Regions from separate parts of the Homo sapiens genome. Here region 1 is linked to region 2. Evidence: chromatin loops called from intact Hi-C (ENCODE). Cell type or tissue: HepG2. All regions are shown on one strand. Links, peaks and the distances in the headings refer to the core of each region. The heading gives the core; the rest is flanking DNA.

Region 1 (11,070 bases), core at 1,331-9,330, 230 kb before region 2:
AGTCTTATGAGTTTGACATACTTGTCTTTCTGATAAGCATTCAAATAATAAACAATTGGTCTAAACTACACCAGCTAAAAAGAGATAGCAAGGGCCACTGTCAATTTGCTGTTATTTAAAATCTGTCTCATTATTTTTAATCTAATTTTTTTAAAGTGAAAAACAAAATAATTAGCCCCACCCAACTGCAGAATTCTGCCTGTGAAAAACTTTATCACAAAGTATGCGTTTTGTTTCCTAGAAAAATATTCTATGGACACTGATAAACTATTAACCCAAAATATGCAACCATTGAAATTTGCCTAAATCAATTCTATTTGAATATACATAAAATGCCTATTTGAATATAACACATTGCTTATGGGACACAAAATCTTGCTCAAGATTTCTAACAATACCAGTTTGTCAGTTTCTAATCAAAGCATGAGTACTGTTTTCCTATGGTTTTCTTTGCTGATCAATAGTCCCAAGAACTCAAAGAAAGACAAAAATCAGAGCAAACTTCGAAAGAGATGTTTTGGTCTTATTTGAGCGCTCCAAAATATACTAAACTGAGCAATATCTGTGCCTAATGGATCTTTGAACACTGAGGAGGAGTTCTTGGGCAGGACTTTAAGAGTACCTGGAATGAATGGAGACTGATGTTCCACAGGTGCCTCAGACTCCCAGTCATAATCTAAACTCTTTATCAGCAGTATTTCTGCAAAACAAACCTGTTTTTACTTTTGTCTTCCCTAGCATTGCCTAGTCTCTCAAGGTAGAATCCTCAACGTTATCTTTGACTCCTCTTCCTTCCAACCTCTATCCCCAAATTATTGGTTACCACTTACTTCTGTCTCAAATGTCTGTCGCTCCCTCCTCCTTCCTTAGCCTTATCACTTAGCCTTATCCCTTCATCCCGTCCCTACTGGGATAACTGCTTCCTAATTGGTGTCCTTGCCCCTGCTGTCCACCTTTCCTTCTAAACTTTTCCTTTTCACTGTCTCTCAGGTAATCTTTCTAAAACATAAATCTGATGATGTCAGTCTGCTTCTTAAAAATTGCAACTATTTCCCATTACCTACCAGCTAAAGTCTTCACAGTGCCACATAGTGCTTCCTGATGGGCTTCAGCCCTCTTTGCTGGCCTCGTTATTTTCTTGCACGCCCCACATACCCACTGTGCTACAGCTTTTACTTTTCCCAAGTTCACACCATGAACTTGTTCTCACACCCCTTTGCTCATCTTTCCTGTCTCACAGTCCCTCTGTCTAGTAAAATCCTACCCATTCATTCATCATAAACATTTTATTCATTCGACAAATATGATTTCCTAATGAGGACCAGAAACTGTAGGAGACTCAGATCAGTCTACATATGCCTACTTTGTGAACTTTCCCCAATATATTTCCTACAGCACTTTCTTCATTTGACTAATAAAGTTCATCTTAGCATGCAGCACACTGAAAGGCACTTAAATGTTTGTTCACACTAAAAACAGTTGTTTATGAATTATGTTCTTGACACACTTCACTTAATCCTCACAAGTACCAAATAAGGTAGTTATTATTACCCTCATTTTATAGATGAGAAAATTGATGTTCTGGGAGGTTACAAGTCTTGCCTGAAACCACACAAAGTAGCAGAATTATGATTTCTGATTTGTCCAACTCTTTCTGTCAACTACTGCTGCTAATTATTTGTATCATAGTAAGCACTTCATAAATCTGTCTTTGCAACTAGATTGTAAGCTTCTCAAGGGCAGCCACTAGTCTTTATCATTGTACTCTCAATGCCTGCTCCAGTGCTTAATAATGTTTATTGAATGAATGAATGATAGCATGATTTCTGGGTTCCACTTAAATTTGACAAATGAGAAAATCTCAATAATATCTCAGTCTCTAGGCATCCTTCAGAATGATTCATCAAGCCATTGATTCAGCCTCATGGGCTGGGACATTAGCCCTATCATTAACTTACCTATCTTCCCTGAGTAGAATTTTTTAAAGTTTTGTGAAAAATAATGATTTTTAAAAATAAAATCATATTTAATTTTTAAATATCACTGTTATAATTACGTAGAATCATTCAAATTGCCAGAGAACCTCTGCAAAATCACACATCAGAGCCACCAATACTAATGACCATGTGCTTCCCTGAAGAAACTGGATGATGTCTATAATCTAATGAAATAAAAGGGACAAGCTGGAAAATCTGCCTCTGCCAATTACTTACCAGTTTCATGGTTATATAAAGGGCTCAATCAGACCTACAATCAAGTCTTTTGTAAATGCCAAATTCACTGGTGGGTGAGGATGAGAGCAAATGTTTTAATTCAGGCTTTTTACAACCATTAGTAATGAACTATGATTGAAATAAGTTCCATTGTTACAGTAACTCAAAATCATGCAAAAATAATAATTTTAGTTCTTTTATGAGAGGAAGGCAGAATATATTAGCATTTAATCTGCCTGAAAATAACAGTGACTCACCAGAACTATCTAGATAGCAGTCAGTCATTCAGTCAACAACATTTAAGGCCTACTGCATGAAGCCTTGTTAGCAAGAGGTAAAACTGGTTGGTGGTGGGGGTTCAGCTACATTGGAATATTATAAATTCCTCCATCTTTTTTTTTTTTTTTTTTTACTCTTTTGGTGATGGTTGCTTTTTTTTTTTTTTTTTCCCCAGGAAGCACCAACTAATAAGCTTCTCTATGCCAAGGATATCCCAACCTACAAAGAAGAAGTAAAATCTTATTACAAAGCAATCAGGGATTTGCCTCCATTGTCATCCTCAGAAATGGAAGAATTTTTAACTCAGGAATCTAAGGTATCATTAGAAAGCAGAAATAAGCTTATATTTGGTTACTTTACGTCATTTCAGAATCTCTCAACAAGTCTTTCTTTTAGAAACATGAAAATGAATTTAATGAAGAAGTGGCCTTGACAGAAATTTACAAATACATCGTAAAATATTTTGATGAGGTAAGATTTTAAATAACATTGTTTTTAACCTTTGAATCAGGCACAAGGATGTGGTTATAGCATTCTGTCAGTTTCAGAACAGCTCTGGCATCCCAAAAGGCCAGAAAGGGAAGCCAGGAAGCCTGTCTGAGATGGGGGATCCTGGCACTGAGCCAGACCCTGTACATGGCTGCCCCCCTTACAGTTTTATCATGCTGCCCACATTTGGACCAGCCTGAATTTACATTTGAGTTCATGGGGCCTACAGCCACCCTGACTCAAGTTAACTTTGATGAGTAAGTAGTGGCCCTATTAAATGGGGTCAGCTTATGCTTGATTGTAATTTGCTAAAAATGAAAGCTAAGCTTGTTAAATTGCCTAGATTCTGTATTCAATCGTTATATGAAATTATGACATATTTCTAACTTAAGCGACTATTTCAATAAACCATTCTCCTTTATGATTAATTCTCCTTAATCTGGGTTTTTTTCTTTGGAAATTCAAACAGACACATTCATCAGATGCTTTGTTTCCAAACAAATGTTAACTCCCCCTTCCCTGATTCCCCCCCAATCATGCTGGGACAGGCTATCCATGTCAATGGTGAGAATAGCTCACCAATTCCATTTGCTACTTGAAGATGAAGTGAAGCTCTAAGGTAGGGTAGAGGCAATGAGTTCTTAAACATGATAAGCATCCCTCGTTCCAGGGGTCAGGGGAGAGAAGGGAAGCACGAGGAGGGACTACACTGCCCAGATGGGAGGGAAGGGAAGGATCTGTCTCTGACCAGGATGTCCCTGCCTGCTGCATTTAAGGAGAAATACTTGCCTGCATGTTGGCTGCCCAGGAATGCTTGCTGTGCTTGGAATGGCTGTGACATAATGCATAAAGCAGGGCCTAGGAAGCCTGGCCCCATATTTGTAAGCAAATAGTTGGTATTTCTTGCGAGCTTCTATTTTAAGCCAAGGTATTGTTGATCCTGTGATAAGGACTTAGCAAAACAACTTGCAAAGTGAGTATGTAAATGATGGAAGAAAATGTTGGCATCTGTTTCATACAGATTTTACCACTCACAGCATCAGGTATGCAAAAAACAGAATTGTAACGCTAAAACCACAATATCTAAAATAACTGTTCTAATTGTCAACAGATTCTAAATAAACTAGAAAGAGAACGAGGGCTGGAAGAAGCTCAGAAACAACTCTTGCATGTAAAAGTCTTATTTGATGAAAAGAAGAAATGCAAGTGGATGTAAGCACTCTGGGGCCTGGCTTAATCTGGCAAAGTTCTTCAGACGACTTGGGAGCAAAATGGCTGCTTGAGCTACTCTGTGTCGTTAATTTGTTGTTTGCACATAGGTTCCACTTTGGGCACTGTCTTTTTAAGAGACCAAGGCACATGCACAGCTTTTAGAAAGCATACCAACCCTTGTGCCTGTGTGTATACCGTGGGAACCCTTCTGTAAATAGAGTTGAAGTGGTTGTTGCAAACAGCCTCCTTGTTTACAGAGAATACAAGGCCAGTAAGCGAATGTCAGTATTGTAACTACAGTCTCCACTTAAGCACAATGATATAAGTGGTTTTGTTTGAAAACTACAGCTATGTAGCACTTGTGCTACACTGCACCTCTGCATTGTAAAGGGATACTGCCAGTGCTCAAAACAAAATGTGAAATGAGTCATTTGGAAACAAGGTGGGGGTGTTAGGGCAACCTCGAGGATTTGCAGCATTGAAACTTTCCCCAGTAGTTCTTGGAAAAGCTGACCGCAGAATTTGGTAGTGTACACTTAGCATTTGTGAGTGTGTGTGTGTGTTTAAACCAAAAACTAACAGTGTTGCAACATTGTTGAAAGGGCTCGTGTTTTTCAGTGGTCATCAACTGCACTCCATCAAACTCACCTCCATTTCACCAAGGAGCTCTAAAGTAAGGAGAGTGGGCTTTATTTAAATGAACAGCATTTTAACCAGATACTTTGTCCTAATGTATGTTCCTTTTCTTCATCTGTTTTTTCATACTAAATGTATTTGATAGTGGACATGTTGGATATTATACAAAAAAATCATTAATTCATTTCTGTTCCAAAACCTTTGATCAGAACGATCTGTGGAAGAGTAACTCCATTTCTATATGAGTGAGTGTCTCCTTGCTTTAGATTTCTGGTGAACCCTGTGGTTATGAATACTTGTGTGTGATTTAAAAAAAAAAAGATACATTTTACATTTTATCGAATTGCTGTTCACACTGGAGTATTATATATAAATATATATATTTGAGGCCCAAGGCCTGAAAAATATTAGTATACAACTTGGTATCTTAGTCTTACTATGTACTTTTTGAAAGTATTCCTCGCAGGAGAAAGAATTTAAAATACCCATTTTATTCATGCCTTTCTTTTTAAAGAATTCTCTATCCAGTTATACTGTAGTCTTTTTAGTGCTGATTTTTTAATTCCTGAATTTTTGCTGCTCATGACCAGTTTTAATACCACTGTGTTTTCCTTCTATTAAACCAGAAGAAGTAAACAGCATAATTGGCAACTCTTGAGCTTTTCTTGTGGCAGGCACCTTTTACCCTTGGTGCTCCAAATCCCCCATCTAGGAAAGAAAATTTTTTCAAGTCAAATAACATTGATCACATATTCCTTGAAATCATTTACCAACACTGTATGGAGCATTAGGATTTAAATATGAATTTGTCTTAAAGGCAATTCCTTTTTGCTTCTGTATTATCTGGAAAAGCATGAGAGAGGTGACACCTCAACAAACTGATCAGAGAAAATAAGCAGTTACTACCCTGATAGGCACCTTCCCAATCCTGTTGCTTTTGACCATTGTCTGTCCAACGGACACACCTCAAACAAACAAAACTACCAAATAGATGACAGATCAGAATAAAGGTGAGAGGTCTGGTCCCCATTGAAGGCTGCTACAGTCTTCAAAGAGGTGAAGGAGTTCATAAGAGAACAACAGTAGGAAAGTTGAGAGCCAAGGGTAGGAGAGTTGCCCAAAAGACTTCCCCTACTACTTTAGGGTACTGAAAACTCAAAGGATCAGCTACAGCTTTATCTAAGTATTTACTAAATGCTACATGAGGGTGTCCCTGTCCAGCTTTCTGGCACATGAGTCCTGTGTGGAGAGTTACCTCCTCTTCCAGGGACTGTGCTGTTGGGAACTTTGGGCAAGTCACTTACCTCTTTGTGCCTCAATTTCTGTATAATATTTCTAAGCTACCTCACTGAGGTGGTATGAAGATTCACTAATGTATGTAGCGTGTTTGTCAATCCTCCAGTGAAAAGCACTATCTAGATCACATTTTGGATCACATTAGCCAAATGCAGTAAATGGCCAAATTAGATGTGTGCTGAAGACAATCAGTCACTGGGTCTATATTAAACAGCAACCAGAGCAACAAATGGCAAACAATTTCTATTTTCAAGTTTCTTTGCATATTTTTTTGGTGCAAAACCATTTATAAACTTTTTTTTCTAACACTAGTGTCTACAGCAGCATTCAAAAAAATTCTGTTACCTTTTCTGTATTAGGATTTAAAGTCTATTTCTTATTGTATACCTGATTGAAGCTGTTCTTGGAGATGAATGTTTTAAATGTCTATATCCAAAAAATAAACATTTTGATGTAACTGTGGACTGTCTTTTTTTTTTTTCAATTTTCTAGTTATAATAGTTTTTTTATTCTAAGTGGCTCCGTGGAAATTATTTTTCAGAGATAAGGTGTCACTGTATATGCTGTGAATAAGCAGCTATATTATGTAGTAAGTAAACCTAGTTTGCTAAATGGTGCTAAGGACTGCTCAATTACAGTCCTGGCCTTCTTCACTATCAACTGGGACTTTTGACTATGAACACCTTGGGATAATGAACATTCCACTTAATTTGGGAGACTTGAGCTTTAGCCTCGTTAACATGAAATTATTCCAGCAGAATTCCTCTAAAAGATGTCACATTAAAAAGGCTTCCAATGGGTGTAGACCAAAAAAAATGAGAGCATACTTAGGGACACAAAACACATAATTATTTGGTTAGATCCACAGTAATGGGAAGTAAAGTTAAATACCAACAATGTTTATAAAAGGACCTGAGTTCAAGTTTTATAATCAATGGCCCCCTTGTTAATACAGCCATAGGATTTAATTATTTGCACTTATTCTCTATTCTAACAAAGCCAAAATCAGTAGACTGTCATATTGCTAAATATATGCTATATGGTTGATGTAAAATTAAACACACGATTAAAAAAAAATTAAGCTCTTTAATTATGTGCACACAGATTTTAGAAAAGGTAGCCTTTTGTATATAGATACCTTTACATTCTTTAGGCTGACTTTTAAATTGTCATCTTTTTTCAACTACAGTTTTTGTATATAGTAAACCAGAAGATGTGTATGGACCCTGTTATGGCCAAGCATCTCAAAGATGAAGAGAGAATTAATGATAGTTATATTTCACTCAAAATGCCAAAAAAAAAAATTCAACAAAGTAAAAATTTTAAAACTTGACTCTAACTAGTTCCTTTTTGTTTTACATTCTCAAACCATTGTCAAATATTCTAAATATCTCTGAGAATTTCTCTTTTAATGCTTCACTTGTATAATCTTAAAATCCTGACAGTCATACAATACAGCATGTAGTAGGTACCTTTTCTTGAGGCACATTCAAGTGTTTTGGCAAACAGTAAAAAGTATCTAAATGCCACAGGTTAAAATGTCAAGTTTTACTGAGTCACCAACTTCACCTCTTTTGATCTGCCTGTTCTCCAAGAACATCATTCTCCGGAAGATCCAAGTTCCTCTAGTTGTTTTCTTTGTGTTGTTTCCAGTTCTTCTAGTCTTTTGCGAAGTAGAGAGAGTTCCCTTTGATGTTGTTCCTCCTTAAAATGATGTAGAGAAAGCATAGCAAAAGAAACTATTAGAAAAACTGTTAGGTAGCAACCTTGGACTGCCTCTTTTATATATGCCTATAACATCTGGCAAGGAAATGCTGACCACTGTAGCAGTCTAAAAACAGTAGCATGGGCTAAACTACCATCTAGTTTTGCTTCTCTCCTGCCTCAGGCTCTAGCCTTAAGCAAAACCCGTAGTCTGTTCTTCTCTAGGTATAAAATTCACCAGGGAGTGAATTAGAAAATACTAATGCAGGGCCCAGGTATACTTACATGGTAACTTTCCAACAACACTGGTGTTTAACAGCAGTTTATTATAAACAAAGCACTTGGCCTGAGATTCAATTCAGTGATTAAAATCTTCTGTGCTTATGTTATAAAACATAATTACTTATTAATACTCCCATCTTCTGAAAAAGAATCAATCTGATTCCTTCAATACCTCAGGGGCTTGATACAATAGAAAGAGCCCGGGTTTTGGATTCAACAGGTTTAGGTTTGAAACTTTGTCACTTATTAGCTATGACCTTATGCAAGTCACTTCACTCTGAATCAGTTTCCTTATCTATGAATTAGGAATAGTAATATCTGCCCTCAAAGCATTTTTCGTTAGTATTAGACATTGCACGGAACATGCACAGTTCACTGCGTTAGTAAATTCTCAGTAGTAATTACTATTAACATTATGAATAAGCTACAAACTCTAGGTTACTCAATGACTCAATCAAGTTTCCTCTTTTCTATCGTCCAGTAAGAGATTTCACTCTCAGCACCAACACTAAAGGATCATGATTCAAACTGAATTCAGCAAATTTCTATGCTAAATGAAAGGGAAGAAGTTAAAAGTAGTTTTAAATGTTTATGCCATTTTTGTGGTGAATTTTGAGCACTGACCAAAGTTATAATTTGAGTTTTATCACCATATTTAAACATAAAAACCTACAAAAATGTACGACTTTTTTTTTCCCCCTAAAATAAATGCTCATACCTGCATATGAGGAGGAAATGGTAGTTCCATGCTTGGAACCATGGCTGATGACTGAAAGCTAACAGGATTGATAGATGCTGTTGGAGGCATGTTAGGAACCAAAATTAGACTTCGAAATTCATTATGTCTTCTCTGTATATCTTTTAGTCTTTTTTGAAGCCTTGTATAGTCTTCAAAAGGAACATTTTGTCTTAAAAAGAAAAAGAAATGTTTCTTTAACATGGTTATACCCTATTGAAGCACAGTATGATTCACAGAATATAATTTTAAACTGGAATTTCTAAATTATGAGATCTATATATAATATATAGATAAAAAATCTGTTTACCTAGAAAGATAAACAGAAACATGACATAACATCTTAATCATTAGCAATCATTAGCATTGCAGACTATCAACTCATTATAAAGTTTTATTTGCTAATTAAAGATCTAAAATCTTTTGATACTTTGGTACTCACTCCTACCCTCCTACTCACCCCCATTCATGAATCCTGAAACTAAAGGGAGACTCTAAACCAAAAGAGTGCCTTATCTTACAGAAAGAATCAAATAAAAATACAGTTCATCCCTCAGTATACACATGGGATTAGTTCCAGGACATCCCTCATATATCAAAGCCTGTGCATACAAGTCCTGCAGTCAGCCCTGCAGAACCCTCATAATGGAAAAGTTGGTTCTCTGAACTGGTGGGTTTCACATCCTGTGAATACTATATTTTCTATCCATGTTTGCCCGAATAAAAATCTGTATATAAGTAGACCCATGCAGTTCAAGCCCATGTTGTCAAGGGTCAAGTGTAAAGAAAATGCTGGATTGAAGCTTACAAAATTGCCATTTTTAAATAGGTGAAATATGGTCAAATATAGAGATTTTCATAGTTCAATCTAATTTTCAAAATGTCAGTGTAATATTTTAGTAAGAAATATATATTTGGTCTTTGCCCTTGGTTCCTGGCACACAGCTCCTAAAACTCTGGGAAACTCTGAAGTGATAAGAGTATCTTTTGTATATTAATAAGATAACTGGTGGCTGGGGGCCCCTGAATAGCTTCAGGATGGGGCAGGTCACCAGAAAGACTGAGGCATGATTAGAGGGTTGGAACTTTCAGCCCCACTCTCCAACCCCACCCCATGACATCTGGGAAGGTAAAGGACTAAAGGTTGAGTTGATCACCAATGGCCAATGATGTAATCAATCATGCCTATGTAATGAAGCCTCCATAAAAACCCAAAAGCATGGGGTCAGAGAGCTTCTGGGTTGCTGAACATGTGCAGGTGTCTGCAGGGAGGCATGCCCAGAGAGGGCATGGAAACTCCACACCCCCTTCCTCATAACTTTTCCTATGTATCTCTTTCATCTGACTGCTCATCTATATATTTTGTAATATCCTTTCTAGTAAGCTGGTTAACATAAGTTTCCCTGAGTTCTGTAAGCTGCTCTAGCAAATTAACTGAACATGATGAGCAGGTCATGGGAACCCCAATTTATGGCCATTTTTAGCCAGTCAGAAGCACGGGTTACAACTTGGGGCTTATGGCTGCATTCTGAAGTGGGGGGCAGTCTTGTGGGACTGAGCCCTCTACCTGTGGGATCTGATGCTAAATCCAGGTAGACAGGATCAGACCTGAATTACAGGACACCTAGCTCGTGTCCACTGGAAAACTGATTACTCCATGTATAGGAAAAAACCCCAAACATCTGGTGTCAGAAATGTTGTGTTGACTGTGTGAGAATAGGAAAAACACTGGTTTTTCCTATTATAAAAGGTAATCACAAAGGTGAAGCTACACAACTTTAGGAAAAAATGACATGGAGAAAAAGGCTAACTTTCCAGGCCTTCACAGATCATCATCTTTTTGGACACGACATCCAGTAATCAAATATAATTTCAAAATCACTCAAAATTCTAGATGATCTGCACCACAACTGGCCAATCTTGAATTGCTAACATTTCAATATTAATGTTTATGGAAGAGGAAGTAAGTTGAATTCTGTTTTAGAAGGACTGAGCCAGGAATGGTGGCTCATGCTTGTAATCCCAGTGCTTTGGGAGGCTGAGGCAGGAGAATAGATTAAGCCTAGGGGTTCGAGGCTACAGTTAGCTATGATCGTGCCACTGCACTCCACCCTGAACCATAGACGAAGACCCCATGTTTAAAAAAAAAAAGAATTGAAACAAAATTCAAAATTACAAGCATGTTTGTAATTTACAAATTACTACCAAATTAATAAACTAAAG
Region 2 (11,070 bases), core at 2,114-10,113:
TTTTAATTTACAAGACTTCATTTCATATTAAAGATTTTCATCTTTATTGTTCCTATTTCTTACACATATTTACTCCAATTTGTCATTTCTCTTTTGTATCATTTTTCTAATTCTGCATAACAAATCCCCTTAAAACTTAGTGTTCTAAACAACAACAAAAAAGTTACTATTGCTTACAAGTCAATGGAGCAGCAGGCCATATCTGATAACTTGGATCAGGCTTGGCTGATCTCAGCTGGGCTCATTCACGTGCGTGGGTCAGCTAGTGCCATGGCTGGGGAAAGGTTGGTCTAAGATGGTCTCACTCACACGCTGGCTGTTGGCTTGCTGTCCACTGGTGCAATGGGGATTAGTGGACCCTGTTACTACCATACCTTTTGATTGAATTTGTGTTGTTTTTGGTATACATTTAAAATTTTGATATATTCAAATTTGTCATTTTTTCCTATGTGATTTCTTTATCGTTTTTATATTTGTAAAATTCTTTCCCAGTCCCCAAGGTCTGATAAATATGTACTTAAGTTTTCTTTTACGATTTCATTCTTTTATATTTCATTCTTTTATCTCTTATACCTCTCTTTTATCCATCAGAAATTGAGGGATGTGAAGCATAAGAGAGAAAAAGTGGTATCTTTTCCTCACCCATTGCTAGGTTCATGGCTGACACTCTCATAACAAAAGATGCATTAACAAGAGAGAAGCATAATTTTTTTTTTTTTTTTTTTTTTTGAGATAGGGTCTCACTCTGTCACCCAGGCTTAAGTGCAGTGACGAGATCATGGCTCACTGAAGCCTCCACCTACTGGGCTCAAGCAATCTTCCCACCTCAGCCTCCCAAGTAGCTGGGACTACAGGTATGTGCCACCGCATCCAGCAAATTTTTGTTTCTGTTTTTGAGACAAGGTGTTGCTCTGTTGCCCAGGCTGAAGTGCAGTGGTATAATCTTGGCTCACTGCAACCTCCACCTCCTGGGTTCAAGTGATTTTCCTGCTTCAGCCTCCCAAGTAGCTGGGATTATAGGCACAAGCCACCACGCCCAGCTACCTTTTTTGTATTTTTAGTAGAGACAGAGTTTCAACATGCCGGCCAAGCTGGTCTCAAACTCCTGACCTCAAGTGATCCACCCACCTTGGCCTCTCAAAGTGCTGGGATTACAGCACGTGAGCCACCACGCTTGGCCAAATTTTTGTATTTTTTTTTTTTTTTATAGAGACAGAGTTTTGCCATTTTATCCAGGATGGTCTTGAACTCCTGGGCTCAAGCGATCCTCCCATCTCAGCCTCCCAAAGTGATGGGATTACAGGCATGAGCCACTATACACAGCCAGCAGAACATATTTATTTAATATAAATGTTATGTAACACAGGAGCCTTCAGAAATAAAAACCTGAAGAATTAGGAATATTTGTGTATTTGTATGGACAGTCGTGCAGAAGTATGATTGGAGGACAATCTAATGGTAAAAAACTGGGGAGGGCCAGGCACAGTGGCTCACACCTGTAATCCCAGCACTCTGGGAGGCCGAGGCGGGTGGATTACCTGAGGTCAGGTGTTCAAGACCAGCCTGGTCAACATGGTGAAACCCCGTCTCTACTAATAATACAAAAATTAGCCAGGCATAGTGGTGCATGCCTGTAATCCCAGCTACTTGGGAGGTTGAGGAAGGAGAATTGCTTGAACCCAGGAGGCGGAGTTCACCCAGTTGCAGTGAGCCGAGATCGCGCCATTGCATTCCAGCCTGGGCAACAAGGAGAAACTCCATCCAAAATAACCCGCTCCCCCGCTCCCCACAAAAAAACTGGGGAGAATTTAGCATGATCCATTTGTTCAGATTCTTCTTGGCACCCCACTGTGACATTTCTTCCCTCTGGGTATAGGGCAAGACACCTGCCACATGAAGGTCTTCGGGGAGAAGGGAGGGAGAAAGTCAAAGAGTGACTTTTCTCGGTTTTATGGCCTGCTTCACGGAAAAAGGGTTGAGGGGAGTTCTAGTTTCTGTGGCCTTGCTTCAGGAGAGAGGGGGCGGGGGAAGGTCAGAGAGACCTTGCTACTGTGATTTTTTTCAATTTCCTTCAGCTTAAAAAATACTCAGTATGCCAAGGTGTCATATTTTGGGGTATTGTGTTTTGAGCCTCATCAGAAACGGGAATTTAAATGGCTGTTTTTCCACATGTAGTTAACCAATTATTCAAGCACTGTTTATGGAATACTTTGCCTTTTCTCATGAATTCGAGATATCATCTTCATCACAGAGTGAATTATGATTCATCCTTGGGTCTGTTCTGGACTCCTGCCTTTGTCCCATGGATGTGTCTATCTATGGGTTCTTGTACTGCCTAAATCTATAGTCAAGGAGTGGCAGGAACTCAGGGTTGAGGTGAGATTATCACCATTATGACTACAATTTAAGTTCGTTTGTATAGCCCTTCTGAAGCCCAGAGCTCAAGCTGAGTGCTGAAAGTTCAGGAGGGAGGCCAGGCGAGGTGGCTCACGCCTATAATCCCAGAAGTTTGGGAGGCCGAGGCGGGCAGATCACCTGAGCTAAGAGTCCCAGACTAGCCTGGGCAACACTACGAAACCCCATCTCCACCAAAAATACAAAAACATGGCTGGGCGTGGTGGCATGCACCTGTGGTCCCAGCTACTCAGGAGGCTGAGGTGGGAGGATCACTTGAGCCTGGGAGGCAGAGGTTGCAGTGAGCTGAGATCACACCACTGCACTCCTGCCTGGGTGACAGAGTGAGACCTCATCTCAAAAAAAAGGAAGGAAGGAAGGAAGGAAGGAAGGAAGGCAGGCAGGCAGGCAGGCAGACATGGTCGAGGTAGAGGTGGAGAGTGGGGGTGAGGAGAGGTGTCAGAGGTTGGGAGTCGGTATTGATCCAGACGTCTCAGGGGGCAGAAGTCTCTGAGCAGAGGAAGGGCACTTAAGATGAATATTCTAACCCAATACTTGTGTGGGAGCAGAAGAACGAACTACAATTACAAATTTGATGAAAAGAGAAACTCTTGGCTTTCCCCACCATTATCTGAGGTACCCAAGACACTTCTGCAAGACTGAAGTCCCAAAGAACCATGTGATCATCCCACACACATAGGAACTAACTGTGCAGTGTAAAAAGGCAGGCTTGTAGTCTTTCACCCGTGGCAGAACATATATTTATTGATTCACCTTTGAGTAACAGGTTTAGTAAAGATTGTCAATTCTCTGGGAAGATAAACATGAAGTAATTTTTTTACCCCAATAAAATCAATCAATTATGCTCTGTGGAACCTCTCTTTCCCACTGGGTAGCAGGCTCCATTAGCTACATATATCCCAGTCTGATTCTACAACTTTTCATTTTAGTTATCACAACAGTTTCTCTCCAGTTATTAAGATTCAACTCTGTTCAATGTAAAATTTCATTCTTATATTGGATTCAAAGCTTTCCTCCTCGCCTCTAGTGCAGACTAGACTCATGGCTTTAAAAGATTTGGGAGTGGCGGGGTGGAGACATGGTCTACTTCTCTCCCACCCGATTCTTGCCTGTGCTTTCCCCTGTAGCTTTGGGGGAAAAGGAAGAAAAGAGAAAGTTGAATATGTTCTTTTGTGATTGCCTATGGCAGAATTGTTGGTCTCCATGGCTTAGCAAGTGGTCCCCAAGACTTGCCCTGGCACTAAATGCCCAAGCAGCTCCCAGGGGTCCCTTGGGACATGTGGCCTTCCTCTTCCAGCTGACCCCAGCTGATGGCCTCGTGCAACATCTCTCCAATGCCTACTTCTCTTTGCCCAACACGTGACCATCCTCTGCCAAGTCCCCAGCTCCAAAACCTGAGCCTGTGGGCAGACTGATACATTCTTTGTACCTTTTAGCAACCAGGAGCTTGAGAGAATAATTCTACTCATACCTCACATCATCCCATTACATTTCCATTTTATAGAAACTTCCTTCTGACCCCAGTGCCAGCTTCCTATAGATCTCAGAGCTGTCGATGGCCCCTGACTCCACATACTAGTGTGGGCTCTTGATGATCCAAATGTCCCCAACATAGAAGTCATATTATATGTACTCCGGCCAGTTGAGTTATGAAGCATTTGTCTCACCCTAAGATCTTAAGATTCAATCGAGATATGAAGTCACCTCTCTAAGGCCACCCACCAAATCAGCACCATGTTCAAATTAGAATGTAAAGTGTCAGAATCTATGAGCAGGTTTTTTTCCATTGGGCTAGGATTGCTTAGGCTTCTAGGAAAACAGGAGCTAAGTCCCTGGGCTTTGGGGTCAGATGGCTCTGTCTGAGGCCTGGTTGAACCACTTCCTAGCTGGGTAAATGTTGTTGTTGCTGTTGTTGTTGTGTGAGAGAGAGAGTCTCACTCTGTTGCCCAGGCTGGAGTGTAGTGGCTCGATCTCAGCTCACTGCAACCACTGCCTCGCAGGTTCAAGCGATTCTCCTGCCTCAGCCTCCCGAATAGCTGGGATTATAGGTATGCACCACCATACCCAGCTAATTTTTGTATTTTTAGTAGAGACAGGGTTTCACCATGTTGCCTAGGCTGATCTCGAACTCCTGGCCTCAAGTGATCTGCCTGCCTCAGCCTCTCAAAGTGCTGGGATTACAGGTGTGAGCCACTATGCCCAGCTCACCTAGCTGGGTAATTTTGAACAACTTTCTTAGCCCCTCATAGTTTCAGTTTCCTCAACTGTAAAATATGGATAATAATAATAGCATCTACTTTACAGAATCGTTTTATTGCCTAGATGAGATTCTACAAGGGAAGCCCCAGTGTCTGGTGCCTAAGGAGTTCTCATGAATGGTAGTTATTGTTCTAAAAAAGAGAGCATCCTCAGGCTACTGATAATTCAAATCTGTCCAAATGTCGCTGCCTCGCAGATGGTTGAATTGTGTGTCGTTGGGGTTAATTCCCAAGCAACGTACCCAGTGTGCTCTGTTGCCTCCACCTCTGTGGGGACTGTCCCACTCAGGGGCTGGGACGGCATGGGGGCAGATGTGAGGAGAAGCTTCTACAGCTACTGTGTGTGCATAATCACATTAATTTGCAAAAAATTAAAAATAAAATAGAAAATAAATTGGCTGGGTGCAGTGGCTCACACCTATAATCCCAATGCTTGGGAGGCTGGGGCCAGAAAGTTGCTTGATCCAAGGAGTTCAAGACCAGCCTGGGAAACATAGTGAGACCCTGTCTCTACCAAAAAAAAAAAAAAAAAGAAAAAAAATTAGCCAAGTGTGGTGGTGTGCACCTGTAGTCCTCGTTACTGGGGAGGCTGAGGTGGGAGCCTGCAGTGAGTTATGATCGTGCCACTGCACTCCTGCCTGGGCAACAGAGCAAGACCCTGTCTCAAAAATAATAATAATAAGGCTGAGCACAGTGGCTCACACCTGTAATCTCAGCACTTTGGGAGGCCAAGGGGGGTGGATCACCTGAGGTCAGGAGTTGGAGACAAGCCTGGCCAACATGATAAAACCCTGTCTCTACTAAAAATACAAAAATGAGCAAGGTGAGGTGGTGTGCTCCTGTAGTCCCAGCTACTGGGGAGGCTGAGGCAGGAGAATCGTTTGAACCCAGGAGGCAGAGGTTGCAGTGAGCCGAGTTTGCGCCACTGCACTCCACCCAGCCTGGGCAACAGAGTGAGACTCCCTCTCAAAAAAATAAATAAATAAGGCCAGGTGCAGTGGCTCACGCCTGTAATCCCAGCACTTTGGGAGGCCGAGGCAGGTGGATCACAAGGTCAGGAGATCGAGACCATCCTGGCTAACACGGTGAAACCCGGTTCTACTAAAAATACAAAAAATTAGCTGGGCGTGGTGGCAGGCGCCTGTAGTCCCAGCTACTCAGGAGGCTGAGGCAGGAGAATGGCGTGAACCCGGGAGGCGAAGCTTGCAGTGAGTCAAGATCGTGCCACTGCACTCCAGCCTGGGCGACAGAGCGAGACTCCACCTCAAAAAAATAAATAAATAAATAAATAAATAAATAAGAATAATAAAGAAAAAAAGAAAAAACAAGTGAACTTTTTTTTAATGTTTTCCAGCTGCAGAGGCCATGTACTAGAAAACTCTTGAAATATTATTCAGTGTTTCTCAATACTTAAGCTGACTGCCTTCTGACAAATTGCCAAGTAGTGGTCAGAATTTAATTCACACCAAAAGAGAACACAAAGATTATGAGACAATTGACCCTATAAAAATGCATTCGTGGCATGCTCTTTAGTCACTTTGCATCTGCTCTCAACCCACCCTCCAGGGCTCTTATGTCACACTTATTTCCAGATAAATGGCCCAATTAGAAACCTATTGGCTAAGGTTGTACTAAAGGCAATGACCCTGCACACCAGAATCTCGTCCTTCTTAACATCACCCTTAAGCCAAAGCACAGTGGCGTGTGCATTCTCATTCCTGGACAAACTCTGCCCCCTGGCGCTGACTCACACACTTGCGCACCGGCGAGGAGGGTCTCCTTTGTTAGGTTTCCTCATGGGACAGGGATAGAAGAGCCTGTCACCCCCACCTGCCGTCTCCCCAAACCCCTAATTGCCATCAGTCTGCTCCACACAGATAATCCACCAAAAGGCTCCGAGTTTGTTTCTGCTCCGTGTATTTGAAATGAGTCTACCACATCAATCTCATTCTGTGTTAAAAAGTGTTTCTCAGCAGATGAGTAGGGATAAAATCTCCATGGGAGAAAGTGAAGGAGATGCCTGATCTGTCCAGGGCTTCCCGGGTCAGTGGCGCTTCGGCCAGAAGCCAGGCAGCAGGCCTTGGGCAGGTGGCTGGACCCCTTCTGTGCCACGGTATCTTTGTCTGTGAGATGAGGGGGGCAGTCCCCACCATACTGTGTTTACACAATAGAGGGAGAATTTAGGTGGTGACTGTGCTGTAGTAAAAAGAACAGAGGGTGTGGAAATAGGGGATTTGGGTCTAAACTCTGGCTCCAGGCCAGATGCAGTGGCTCACACTATAATCCCAGCACTTTGGGAGGCTGAGGCAGGAGGATCGCTTGAGCCCAGGAGTTTGAGACCAGCCTGGACAACACAGTGAGACCTCATCTCTACAAAAAATACAAAATTAGGTGGGCGTGGTGGTGCCTGCCTGTAGTCCCAGCGACTCAGGAGGCTGAGGTGGGAGGATCACTTGAGCCTGGGAGGCAGAAGTTGTGGTGAGCCATGATCGTGCCACTGCCCTCCAGCCTGGGTGACAGACTCCCTCTCAAAATAAATACATAAGTAAGTACAATAAATAAATTAATTAATTAATTAATTTCAGCTCTAGCTGTGGAACCTTGGACTAGAAATTCACTGTTCTCACTGTTCTCTAGAAATTCACCATTCCCTTGAGTTTCCTATCTTATAAAATGGGATAGTGACTTGCCCTGCTAGTCACTTTCTCGAGAAGAGACACCTCCAACTGCAGCGGGTGTGGCGCAGCCTTTCCCTCCAGGCTCCAGGAGCCCCTGCCTCCCAATCGGAAGGAGAGTTGTTTCAGATGAATATTCCTAGGTTTTAGCCCAGGAGGTTGAGTCAGAATCCTGCCTCAGAGGCGTGGCAGGAGAAACAAAATAATGAACCCCCAAAGGTGTCCATGTCCCGGTTCCCAGAACCTGCAAATATGTGACCTTGCATGGGAAAAGGGCCTAACAGATGCGACTAAATTAAGAATCTTAAGATGGGGGGATTATCCTCGATTACCCCGGTGGGCCCACTGGATCATGGGGGTCCTAACAAAGGGAAGAGGGAGGCAGGAGAGGCGGAGATGTGATGAGGAGAAGGGATTGGAGGGAAACACCACGCACTGAGGATGAAGGTGGCCTTGAACGCTGGAAAAGGCGAGGAAGAGATCCTCCCCCAGAGCCTCCAGGAGGAACTCAGAGCTGCCAACACCTCACTCCCAGCCCTGCAAGACCCACTTTAGGACTTCTGACCTCTAAAGCTGTAGATGATTAATCCGTGTTGTTTTAAGCCACTAAGTTTGTAATTATTTGTTTCAGCAGCTCTGGGAAGCCAATATGGCGCCATGGAGGGGCTCCTAGATCTGCATTTTTGAGTGACTCCTGGTAGAATTGTTAGGCATGCTAAATTTTGAGGGCTAGAGGTGTAGTAGGAAGAGACTGAGGAACAGGAGGTCTGTATTTCTAGCCCTGGCGTCATGAGCTATGTGACTTCGGCAAAGTCACTGCCTCATTCACTGGGCCTCAGATTCACTGTCTGTAAGCTGAGGCAGTTGGCTACAGGGGGCAGAGGGGAAGAGATCTCTGGCTGCAGTATTCTGAGAAGCTGAGAGAAAACAGTGAAGCTCTTTGAAAACAGTGAAGTCTGGCCAGTGTAGATCTTAGGACTGGGATTTCCTAGAAGAAAGAGATACTGGTAATTCTTTTAACAGCTCATTTTTATACCTCTCTTCCTGTGTGCCAGGTCTTGGTCTAAACCCTTCCCTTCCATGAACTCCTGTCTGTGAGGTCATCTTGGCACAGCAATCAGTCTTCTATGCGATGAATAATTAACTGCTCTGAGGAGATGATTTCAAATCGGGAGTCAGATCAATAAGCTACTAAGGGGGGATGGGCGGGTGGGCACCATCTTCAGCTAATGAAGGGGGCGATTCCCTGTCTCCGCTATGAAAAGAAAAATGTCACAGACATTACATGCCGCCTGAGGGGTATGGATAGAAGGGGGAAGGGGCTGCGGTTGCCAGGCAACCGGCTCATCACTAATCATGCGCGTAAAAGCCTTGGGCCTCTGTTATGAGCACAGCTAGTGGGCCACCCTCCTTCTCTCCGCCCCCTGCTTGACAGCTGGCCTTGGGTTCTGGTTCCAGACACTTAGACCCTGAAACAGGCCCAGGTCCCCCTCAGTATCCCCGGGTCGATTCTGTTGCTAGAAAGCAAACTGGGAGAGCAAAGACTCTTTGTGTCCACTCCAGACGACAAAGGTCTGGCACCCATATTCCAGGACACTCTTTCCTACACCATGGCCTTTTGAATGAGCTGTCACCCCAGAGGCTTACTTAGATTTGAGGAAAATCCCTTCCTGACCCCTCCATTCAAGGGAGGCTCTTGCTGTTTGCCGTGTGGATACTGAGCAAACACGTGGGTCCCCAGGCTGGCTCTTGATGTGCTCTGTAAACACTCCTCTCTGGATACAGCCAACTGTCCAATTATGCAGGAGTCAACCCGCTTCCCCTGGGGATTTGTTGTCTTAAAGAACGAGGACCCACTGTGACTAGAAAGTTGACATAGCACATGTCACACAGAGAAAGTGCACCCCCGGTGGAAGCCGGGGTTCCCTGGGGGCCCAGCCGTCTTTCCAAACAGAAGGGCAGAAGGCTGTTTGATCTGTGACCACTTCTGGAACATATAGGCTCAGGAACAGCCAATATTAGAAGAGATGTTTGCATCTGTTTCCTTCCAAGACACACAGGCTCTCTAAGAGAAAGGAGGATGGCTTTTGTGCTACGGGGACAAGCGCTATGTTTGGGACGTGGTACTAGAATTGTCAAAGGGCTGCCTTGTCCCAGAAAGTTATTTCAGAGAGAAGTCATTACACCCATTGGCTAAAAAGAGACAGGCATCACTGAGAATGTTGGATGTCCCAACCCATTTCTCTTCTACAGTTCACACCACCCCCAGCAGGCCCAGGCAGCCTGCACTGTGCCCGAGAACAGTTGATGCAGGGACACATTCCAGCGCCGGCCTCAGTCCCTTTCCCTCTCCCTGCTTCAGCCGCACTGGCTTCCTCACTCTTCCTCAATCATACCTATGTCAGCTCTTTGCACTTGCTGTGTCCTGGATACTTGCACCCCTGATATCTGGATGACACGAGACTTTCCCTGGCCACCACCCCATGTAAATAATAGATACGCCAACCCCATTTACCCTTTCCATGTGCCATTTTTAACTTTCTTCAAGCACTGCACCTCTTTTTCTTTCTGTGTAGCGGACTGTTTGTCCATCTATCTTACTTGTTTATTGCCTGTTTCATTCTCTAGGGTGTAAGTTCCAGGAGGGCAGGACACTTGTCTGCTCTATTAACTGCTGCACCCCTGGCACCTGCCACTGTGCTCGGCACAAGGCCAGCCCTCAACTAGCATTTGCTGAGTTGATTAGGATTCCTGTGATCCACTCTGTACCAGGAAGACACTGGGCTCTTTCTTACATCCTCACACCCAGAGCCTCTCTCTGGAGGCAGTGGATGTCATGAGTTTCCGATAGATCCTTACAGATACTTCATGCTTATTCAGAAAGATACACACACAGCTACATTCTTCCTATCTTTTTTTTTTTTTTTTTTTTTTTTGAGGCAGAGTCTTGCTCTGTCACCCAGCCTGGAGGGCAGTGCAACAATCTCAGCTCACTGCAGCCTCTGCCTCCTGGGTTAAAGTGATTCTCCTGTCTCAGCCTCCCAAGCAGCTGGGATTATAGGCACCCGCCACCACACCTGGCTAATTTTTGTATTTTTAGTACACAGGGGATTTTGCCATGTTGGCCAGGCTGGTCTTGAACTCCTGACCTCAGGTGATCTGCCTGCCTCGGCCTCCCAAAGTGCTGGGATTACAGGCATGAGCCACCGTGCCCAGCCCCACCTGTTCTTTTTAAAGCGTAGTGTACTTTATATATCTTCTATATATTGCTGTTTTCACTTGTATATCTTGAAGATTATTTCATGTCCATTTAAACAAAGCTCCCCCATTCTTCTCTATGGCTGAGTAATATTCCAATATATGGATATCTAGTAATTTATTTACTTGGCCACTCTAGATGGACATGTAGGCTATCTCCCATCTTTTGTTATTACAGAGTGTTGGAAACAATCTTGTATATACATGTCATGTCATTCATATGTGACCATACCCATAAAATACATTCTAAGAAGTTAAACTGCTGCATCAAAGGGTATATGCACTTATAATATGAATAGAAATTGACAAATTGCTCTCCACAGAAATTGTATCTCTACCACTACCAGTGATTTTTAAATTTTTTATTTTTGAGGCAGGGTCTCGCTCTGTCACCCAGGCTGGAGTGCAGCAGTGTGATTATAGCTCACTGCAGCCTCAAACTCCTGGGCTCAAGGGATCCTCCT

The links. Hi-C counts contacts between places; a loop is a spot of excess contacts. Peaks named below come from ENCODE experiments on the same cell type or tissue, not always from the same donor. Only the 100,000 strongest peaks of a DNase experiment are listed, where the experiment ranks them.
Region 1: it touches region 2 in a loop (2.9-fold over the local background); 3 of 110 quality-filtered maps call a loop at or near these places.

What each region holds. Positions count from the first base shown.
Region 1 is chr12:94,301,089-94,312,158 of GRCh38, forward strand. PLXNC1 (plexin C1) reads left to right here. Exons shown (of 31, transcript NM_005761.3): 29 at 2,668-2,808; 30 at 2,889-2,963; 31 at 4,093-6,587. The coding sequence ends at 4,197. It overlaps CEP83 (centrosomal protein 83), which reads right to left. Exons shown (of 17, transcript NM_016122.3): 16 at 8,830-9,019; 17 at 6,610-7,829. The coding sequence ends at 7,725. Among named protein-coding and RNA genes, the nearest start is that of PLXNC1-AS1, 130 kb to the left of the region's middle. RefSeq lists an enhancer at 3,246-4,125 and a silencer at 4,740-4,839. In HepG2, for the core only: no CTCF peak of the experiment used is centred there; a DNase peak (open chromatin) is centred at 4,693.
Region 2 is chr12:94,526,588-94,537,657 of GRCh38, forward strand. All of the region lies in intron 2 of LOC102724960 (a long non-coding RNA gene), which reads left to right. Among named protein-coding and RNA genes, the nearest start is that of MIR5700, 30 kb to the right of the region's middle. In HepG2, for the core only: a CTCF peak has its summit at 6,406 (motif pointing left); DNase peaks (open chromatin) are centred at 6,404 and 9,074; H3K27me3 peaks cover 251 bases.